3 separate regions of the Homo sapiens genome follow, and all the other regions are linked to region 1. Evidence: chromatin contacts called from ENCODE Hi-C or POLR2A ChIA-PET data. All regions are on one chromosome and are shown on one strand. The core of a region is the stretch at or near the end of the contact, and the rest is flanking DNA. Distances in the headings are between cores, read along the strand shown. Region 1 holds the start of DDX3Y (DEAD-box helicase 3 Y-linked). Region 2 overlaps UTY (ubiquitously transcribed tetratricopeptide repeat containing, Y-linked). Region 3 has its middle 250 kb from the start of MIR12120.

Evidence for each region. A loop is a pair of places that touch in the nucleus more often than their neighbours do. ChIA-PET counts read pairs that join two places held with the same protein, here RNA polymerase II (POLR2A). Pooled maps may share reads with other maps.
Region 2: a pooled map shows a loop between it and region 1 (6-fold over the local background). The contact joins the enhancer-like site here to the promoter of DDX3Y in region 1. A Hi-C loop is called at or near these places in 3 of 50 pooled maps. POLR2A ChIA-PET finds 5 or more read pairs at or near these places in 2 of 52 experiments (T-cell and activated T-cell).
Region 3: a loop to region 1 is called in a map of CD4-positive, alpha-beta T cell, with 5 times the contacts of the local background. The contact joins the enhancer-like site here to the promoter of DDX3Y in region 1. A Hi-C loop is called at or near these places in 2 of 168 maps with a recorded cell type or tissue (CD4-positive, alpha-beta T cell and dorsolateral prefrontal cortex) and 4 of 50 pooled maps. POLR2A ChIA-PET finds 5 or more read pairs at or near these places in 1 of 52 experiments (OCI-LY7).

The regions. Positions count from the first base shown.
Region 1 is chrY:12,903,532-12,906,190 of GRCh38, forward strand. It overlaps DDX3Y (DEAD-box helicase 3 Y-linked), which reads left to right and starts at 1,337. Exons shown (of 17, transcript NM_004660.5): 1 at 1,337-1,450. The coding sequence starts at 1,406.
Region 2 is chrY:13,281,565-13,284,223 of GRCh38, forward strand. All of the region lies in intron 27 of UTY (ubiquitously transcribed tetratricopeptide repeat containing, Y-linked), which reads right to left. Among named protein-coding and RNA genes, the nearest start is that of MIR12120, 200 kb to the right of the region's middle. Within about 2 kb of position 1,340, at least 4 of the 41 ENCODE cell types and tissues checked have a DNase peak (open chromatin) inside an H3K27ac peak, as active enhancers do.
Region 3 is chrY:13,232,780-13,235,438 of GRCh38, forward strand. It overlaps a transcript of UTY not described here. Among named protein-coding and RNA genes, the nearest start is that of MIR12120, 250 kb to the right of the region's middle. Within about 2 kb of position 1,317, at least 2 of the 41 ENCODE cell types and tissues checked have a DNase peak (open chromatin) inside an H3K27ac peak, as active enhancers do.

The sequences.
Region 1 (2,659 bases), core at 87-2,586:
CCCTCAACCCTCATTCTTTTGGGCAACCAAAAGAGTCTTTCACAATCCCATGGCTAGGCTGGCTTTGGGGACGTAGTATAGCACTGGTTAACCTAGGTTGCAGGGTGCCCAGAAAAACAAGGGACCTATGCCAGTGTGCGTTAAGGGCCTAGGTCCCCCGGTAGGTGTGTTATCACCAGGGTCATTCAGTATATAATTGTTTCATTGTTTCGTGAAAACAAGGGACCTATGCCAGGGTGCGTTAAGGGCCTAGGCCTAGGTCCCCTTGTAGGTGTGTTATAATCAACGTCATTCAGTATGTAATTGTTTCATTGTTTCTTCATCACTATGCCAGGGTGCGTTAAGGGCCTAGGCCTAGGTCCCCTGGTAGGTGTGTTATCATCAACGTCATTCAGTATGTAATTGTTTCATTGTTTCTTCATCACTATGCCAGGGTGCGTTAAGGGCCTAGGCCTAGGTCCCCTGGTAGGTGTGTTATCATCAACGTCATTCAGTATGTAATTGTTTCATTGTTTCTTCATCCTGTGATGCTAAAGCCGTATGCTCATAAAGCGCAGGCACACCGGTAGAAAAACTAGAGGGGTCTGGAGTTCCTAGGTGAACCCCAGCAGCCTAACCCTGTCAAGTCTGTCGAGCCTCTGGCTGGTCACACGTGCTGCGGAATCCACTCAGCTTTCCTCAGGTGCAGTCAGGTCCATCCTGCAGAGGGACCTTCTGCGGACCTGTTCTTTCACCTCCCTAACCTGAAGATTGTATTCAAACCACCGTGGATCGCTCACGTAAAATGGTCACTGCGCCTAACACCTGGGATCCCGTAACCCTTATCTATCTTGGCTTCAGAGAGTTTTTTGACTAGTTCCAACTTTGCTGAAGCTTGTCAAAGGTAGGTGACGGCTAGTTGGAACGGAAAAATTTTACGAAACTTCCTATTCTCAGAAGTAAAAGGGAAGAGAGAGTGCTTAAGGAAGAAGGGAAGTTGAGGGTGGGTAAGGAGGGAGCGGGAGTTAGTGGTAGATTGTCACTGTGTTTAAGATTTCCCCAAGGCGAAAAAGGCGAAAGATATCTTGCTAGATCCCTAGAATTCGAAGGCATTAGGAGAGGGCGGGGATAGCAAACATCGCGCGAATTTTGAGAGGCGCTGGGACTACGTAATCCCGCGATCTTATGACTAAACGAACGCGATTTAGGGAGAAGTAACGGTAGCGATAAAGGGATTGGGTGGTGGTGGTGGAGGGGTGGAGCCAACGATTACGCACGTTGTGCGTGCTGTCGTATAGCTGTGGGAGGGGCCATATTACCGCGTAGGCTAACCAGTGCGCTTAATAGCTGTAGGTCCAGTGTAAGAGTTCCGCTATTCGGTCTCACACCTACAGTGGACTACCCGATTTTTCGCTTCTCTTCAGGGATGAGTCATGTGGTGGTGAAAAATGACCCTGAACTGGACCAGCAGGTGAGTCAAAGTAAGCCTACCGAGGCTTTCTACGGGACCCTTTACTTGGCCTGACGGTTTGTGGCGCACTGTTAATTGGTTTTTCAGTTTCACTTCTGGTGGGTTCGTGTGTTATGTGACTGGGACTCTAGGGAAATGGGGAGAGAAACTGCATGAGACCATGACAAGACCACGTACGGAAGGGATCGTGCGATGGCAGTAACGTTAATGGTAGTGGTTACGCTGGTATTCTGGTATAGTACTGGGCCTCACGCAATGGCGGCTTTTGTGTTTGCTTGTCCCGTGGAGACGCGCATGTGCGACCACGAACCCGTTTGTGAGGGGGCGGGGGAGGGAGGCGGTTCGCAAAAGCGGACCGTTTTTATGTCCAGGGTGAGGCTCTTATCTGGCGCCCCTGACGTATTCGCAGTAGTGTCATTGTTAAGAAGAAAGTGTATTCAGGCCACCCAGTTTGTGTAGCGAGAAGAAAGAGTAGTATGGTCTTTGCTCGGGCAAATGGCCAGAGTCTTTGTGTATACAATTGTGTGACTTGGCAGCGCTGTGTTCCTTGAGCAGAGGGGCCAGGCCTGTGGAATTCTTGAAGACGAGTGACTATAATATAGCACAACGTAACAAGTATCCTGTATCTTGTTTCTGGTGGGGTCCCGTAGCCACGGAGCAACCGTTGCCCGGGTGCTGAGCGTGCCGAAACTGGGCTTCCGGTATGGAAAGTTTTGTGACGCAGAAGGACCGGAAAGGGATGGTGGGGAGGGTAGGGAAGGATGGCTGCCGCGTGCTTCTCTTGACCCTGTAGAAATAATGGAAATTGGACGCCCGCGGAAAGACACCTGGAAGGTTAGAGATCCAGCATTGCGCTACACCCCTTTGTTAATTCAGTCACTGGACAGCCGCCTAGCCGAGAGCTGTGCGGTTTTTATATGGTATTGTATCTTTACTTTAGGCGATACATGCAGAAGTCGTCCGGTAGAAAACTAACCTCGAATGTTGATTAGCGGGACAGGTTATTTGTGGTTTACTTTCTTGTTATCGCCGAAGGATTGTTGATATAGGTTTAACTGTGTTTCCATTAAGGGCAGATCCTTTGGAAGTTTGGGCGATGAGGCAGAAGATAGGTGGTCTACGTGTTAGATCAGGCTCGTTTTCTGTGTCAGGAACCTACCGCGCTTTTGCATTTGGCACACCAGTCGTTTGCAAGCTTATCCCTGCATT
Region 2 (2,659 bases), core at 90-2,589, 380 kb after region 1:
TATGCAAACAAAAATGAGCAAAGAACAGGAGTGGCTGTATTTATGCCACAAAACTGATTTCAAAATAAAACCTATTAAGAACAAAGAAAGTCATTATATAATGATAAAGGGGTCAATTCAATAAGAGGGTTTAACAATTGCAAACATATATGCACCCAACACTGTAGCACACAGATATACATATATGTATATATATGCAAATATTATGAGAACTAAAGGAAGATATAGATCCCAGTACAACAATGGCTAGAGACTTCAACACCCTGCTTTCAGCGTAGGGCAAGTCAGATCATTCAGACAGAAAATGAACCAAGCAGCATTGGACTTAGTATGCATTATAGACCAAATGGACCTGACATATATTTACAGAACATTTCATCTAATGGCTGCGGAATACACATTCTTCTCCTCAGCATATGCATCATTCTCAAGGCCAGACCACATGATAGGCCAAAAAACAAGTCTTAAAACATTAAAAACAAAATGAAACAATATGAAATATCTTCTCTGACCATAATGGAATAAAACTAGACATCAGTAACAAGCAGAACTTTTGAAAGTATAAAAGCAACTGGAAAATTTGTTGGGGAAAATTTTTCAACTGGAAAAACAATTATAATTTTCCAATTGTTTTTATAGTTTCAAACATTCTAGAATGGACAGAAGGCCAATAAAGAGATTAAGAATAAAATTTAAAAACTGCTTCAAACAAGTAACAATAAAAACACAACATAATGAGGGAAGAGAGAGAGACCCTCTCATATTGTTTTATACTCAGTACTTATTTAAAAAACAAAAAAAAACAAGGAAGTAAAATCAAAGACAGGCAGCCTGGCACCAGGCCTGAAACCAGGCCTGGGCCTGCCTGGCGTAAACCCAGTAGTTAAAAATCAACTCATAACTTAGAAACTGATGTTATTCATAGATTCCAGACATTGTATAGAAGAACACTGTGAAACTCCCTGCCTTGTTCTGTTTCTCTCTGACCACCGGTGCATGCAGCCCCTGTCATGTACCCCTTGCTTGCTCAAATCTATCATGACCCTTTCAAGTGAAATGCTTAGAGTTGTGAGCCCTTAAAAGGGACAGGAATTGCTCACTGGGGGAGCTCAGATTTTAAGGCAGTAGCTTGCTGATACTCCCAGCTGAATAAAGCCCTTCCTTCTACAACTCGGTATCTGAGAGGCTTTATCAGCGGCTCATCCTGCTACATTTCTTGGTTCCCTGACCGGGAAACATGATAACTGACAGACGGCCGAGGCAGCCCCTTAGGCCTGCCCTGCGGAGCATCCCTGCAGGGGACTCCGGCCAGCCTGAGTGACGCAATCCAAAGAGCGCTCCCGGGAAAGAAATTGCCTGGGTGGAACGCCTAGCCAAAGCAGCGCGTAGCAGGCCCCTGCAGAGGATCAGCACAGTGGCTGAACACCAGGAAGGAACTGGCACTTGGAGTCTGGACATCTGAAACTTGGTAAGACTAGTCTTTGGAACTTGCCACACTCCACCTGAGTGGAAGCGTGGCCTCATCACCCATGGTGTGCCTGTATTAGCACTTTTGTTCCGGTTTTGACTTGGCTTGACTTGGTAAGACCAGTCTTTGGAACCTGCCCCATTCCATCGGAGTGGAAGCATGGCCTGATCACCCATGGAGTGCCTGCATTGGCACTTTTGTTCTGGTTTTGACTTGAGTTAGATTGCATGATACTTTGGTTTTGGTTCTGATCTGGCTTGGATTTCTAGATACTCTGATTTTGGTTTTGATTTTGGTTTGGTGTAAACTGCAAAAGTGTGTGTGTGCCCTTTTTACCTGTTCTTTGTTTTGTGGTGTGCATGTGGTGTCAGCTTAGTGTTTTGTCTTGAAGAAGCATAGGCCAGGCACAAATAAGACCACCCCACTAGGAACTATGTTAAAAAAATTTTCAAGAAAGAATTTAAAGGAGATTACGGTGTTACTGTGACACTAGGAAAACTTAGAACTTTGTGTGAAATAGACTGGCCAGCATTAGAGGTGGGTTGGCCATCAGAAGGAAGCTTGGACAGGTAGGTCCCTTGTTTCAAAGGTATGACACAAGGTAACCTGTAAGCCAAGGCACCCAGACCAGTTTCCGTACATAGACAGTTACAGCTGGTTTTAGACCCACTTCCCCGGCCCCTAACAGTAGTTAAGAGAACAGCAGCATAAGCGGCTGGCAGAGGCAAGGAAAAACCAGCAGAGAGAAAACGAGGCCATCTATATCAATTCTAAGTTAATTTAGACTAAACAAGGTCTAGCAAAAGATAATTAAAATCTCAAACTTACAAGGTTTTCAGTAAAAGTGAAGTTTGCTAAAAGTTAACAGTATAACGTATCATGGTAACTTCTAATCTTGTGGCCTTAGACAGTCTAGTCCAAAGACATAAAGAAAGTTTGCTTTGAAAAAAAGGGGTGGAGGCAGAATTTATGTAAGAAGAGTGTTATATACTAAATTCTTGTCCCGAAATAAATTAACTGGCTGTTTAAAGAAAAAAAAAGTTTGTAATAAGTGAAAGTTGAGACATGTTGAAAAATTGTCTGTGAAAGTTGTGAAAGACAAAAAAGTTATAAAAAAATTTTTATGCAAAAAATGTTGTATAATTTAAAAGTAATAAGGCCTCCTGAGTACTACTGAAGAAACAGTTTATG
Region 3 (2,659 bases), core at 67-2,566, 330 kb after region 1:
CTTTTTGTGTAACACTTTCCTGATTTAATTATCTGTGTGTGTTCTCTTGTATCTCACTCAACTTTTTTACAATGACTATTTTTAATTGTCAGGCAACACATAGATCTCCATTTCTTTATTGTTGGTTGCTAGAGGTATGTTTTATTCTTTTTATTGTGTCTTATTTTTTGACTCTTCATGTTCTGTACAGCTTTGTGTTTGTGTGCATGCATTTGAAGAAACAGTTCTCTGTCTCGTTTTTTTTGACTGGCTTTCATTAGGAAATATATTTTTAAGTCCTCCCAATGAGAAGTTCTGGATCTTTCTCCCTATTTGCCCTGGGCATTCTTGTTTTGTTAGCTGTTTTCAAAAACCTGTAATATCTTCCTCTTAAAAACAATTGTGATTGCATTATACCTATCTGATGTGTGAAGTGAGACAGAAATTGAACTTTTAGTTGGCACAAAGGAATGCTTTGGGGGTATACACTGCTCCTTTCCCTTTCTGGGTAAGAACCCTCAGGCATGCATCACTTTCTAATTTTACATACTTATGCTAGCTGTAAAAATATGCCTCTCTCCTTAGCAGCCCTGGGCATCCATACTGTGTCAATTCTTTCAGTGCTCTCTGGGAGATAAGACAGAAGCTAGAACCTCAAAAAGTGTACCGAAAGACCAAGGACACTGAATCTGCCACAAACTCTCTTTTCCTTCACCCATCTATTTTTGCTGTGAGCTGTCCTGAAACTTGGAAAACAAGCTAAACTAGGTAAAAGAATACTGTTCTTCCTATTCATTTCAGTGCAGCTGGTATCAGTTTGTGATTGTCCAGGGTACTGCAAATGCTTAAAGGACTCTGAGCTTCTCAAAAAGGAATTTTGATAGTTTTAAATCTGTTTATGTGAGGGAAACAACATCTGAAACTTCCTATATTACTGTCTGGCTGATTTGACAATAATTTAAAATAAGGTATGTAAATAGTTTAACAAGCAATTACAAATCTCTTGAAATGAGTAATAAATTTCAGCAAAAAAATGAGTAATAAAAACACCTAATTTAACTACAGAAATAAAAAATACAGGAATTAGAATAAAAGTGTATTGGCTCAATAGTAGAATGTATAATACAGAGGAAAAATTTCAGTGACAAAGACAGAACTTCCTGTTTATTCTAGCTGAACATGAAAGAGAAAATAAGCTGAAAAAAGTGAAGAGAGTTGTGGGACCTGTTGTTTCAGGAACCTTATGGTGTTGCTTTTCTGGCCAGAAACCTCTGTGGGTGGTGGTGCTTTTGCCCAAGTTTTGCTCAGGCCTGCTGGGCTTGCTCCACCCACTCAGCCTGGAAGGCTACACTTGGCTCACATTACTGGCATGGATCCCAGGCCTGCCAAGGGCCAGCCAGATGTGGAGCGGCAAGGGGTGTTTGACCAAGCCAGTGTGGCGACTGGCTACTGCACATAGTCAAGCATGCTGGCTGCTGCACAAGGATGGGCAGCTGTAGGTGCCGGCATAGGCACCAGCTCTCTGTGAGGGTGCAGTTGAAGCAGGCACACCACAAGCAACTTCCACAGCTGCAGTGACAACAGGAAGCTTGGAGACTCCCGAAACCACAAGGTCCTGAAGAGAGATTCACAACCCTGGCTCAAGGAGCTCCCAGGTCTGGACTCTCTGAAGGGCTACAGCTCTTCTCTCCTCTTCACTCACAAGGTAGTGAGCAATGGGCGTGTTAGCCCTGTTTGTTTTACAGCTTTCAGCCCCACCATCCAGCAGCTCCCAAGTTCTTCTCCTTTGGCAGGGAAGAATGAGGAACGTGGACAAATGGAAGGAGAACAAGACAAAGAGAAGCTTTATTGAGTGACAGAATAGCCCTGGATCAGGAAGCTCCTCTCTGGATGCAGGTCTTCTGGTCATCTCTGCAGCTCTCAGCAGAGATGAGGCCCTGGAGTGGGTAGCTCCTTTCTGCAGCTGGTCACCTGATGTCTGCTCAGCTCTGCCTGAACCCAGGGCTTTTATGGGCCGCAGAAGGGAGGAAGTGAATGCCGACTGGTCCATGGGTGGCCATGGGGAGGCCTGGAAAAGGCACCACAAGTTCACATTGGGGTTTGCAGGACTGGCAGGCCAGTTCCCACCCTTCAGGTCCTCCCTGGCCTGAAGGTGGGGCCTCACCAGGGGCCCACCCCCTTGCACTCAGGAACATGTCTGCCTCCTGCTGCCTTTCATGGCACCCAGGATGTATATATCAAGGAACACCTGCAGGTCAGTGCAAGCTGCCCTCAGCCCCCCATCAGCTTCCCTCTTATGCTCATCAGTGCCCAAAGTTCAGAGTGGGCCAAGAAGGTGGAAGGCTGGCATGTCAGTGCTGCCTTGAGCATGAGCACAGCTGGCCGGGCTGACACAATGCCAAGTCTTGGCCCCAACCTTGCTCTGAGATCAGAATAGGCACTTGGGAGCTGGGAGAGGCCAGGCAGCAGGAGCAGACACCTCCAAGCCTGTGGGGGAGGGATCCTTCCTGGGCCCCTGAGAGTGCAGAGATGTCTGGCTCTGCAGCTGTGGGAAGGCTCAAGAGCACAGGGAGGCCCAGGTCCACAGCCATGACTTGGGTGGCTGCAGCTGCACTGGGAAACTCCCACCCCATCAACTTGGAAGTGGGAGGGCGGCGCCCCCACTTGTCCTCAGCTCCCA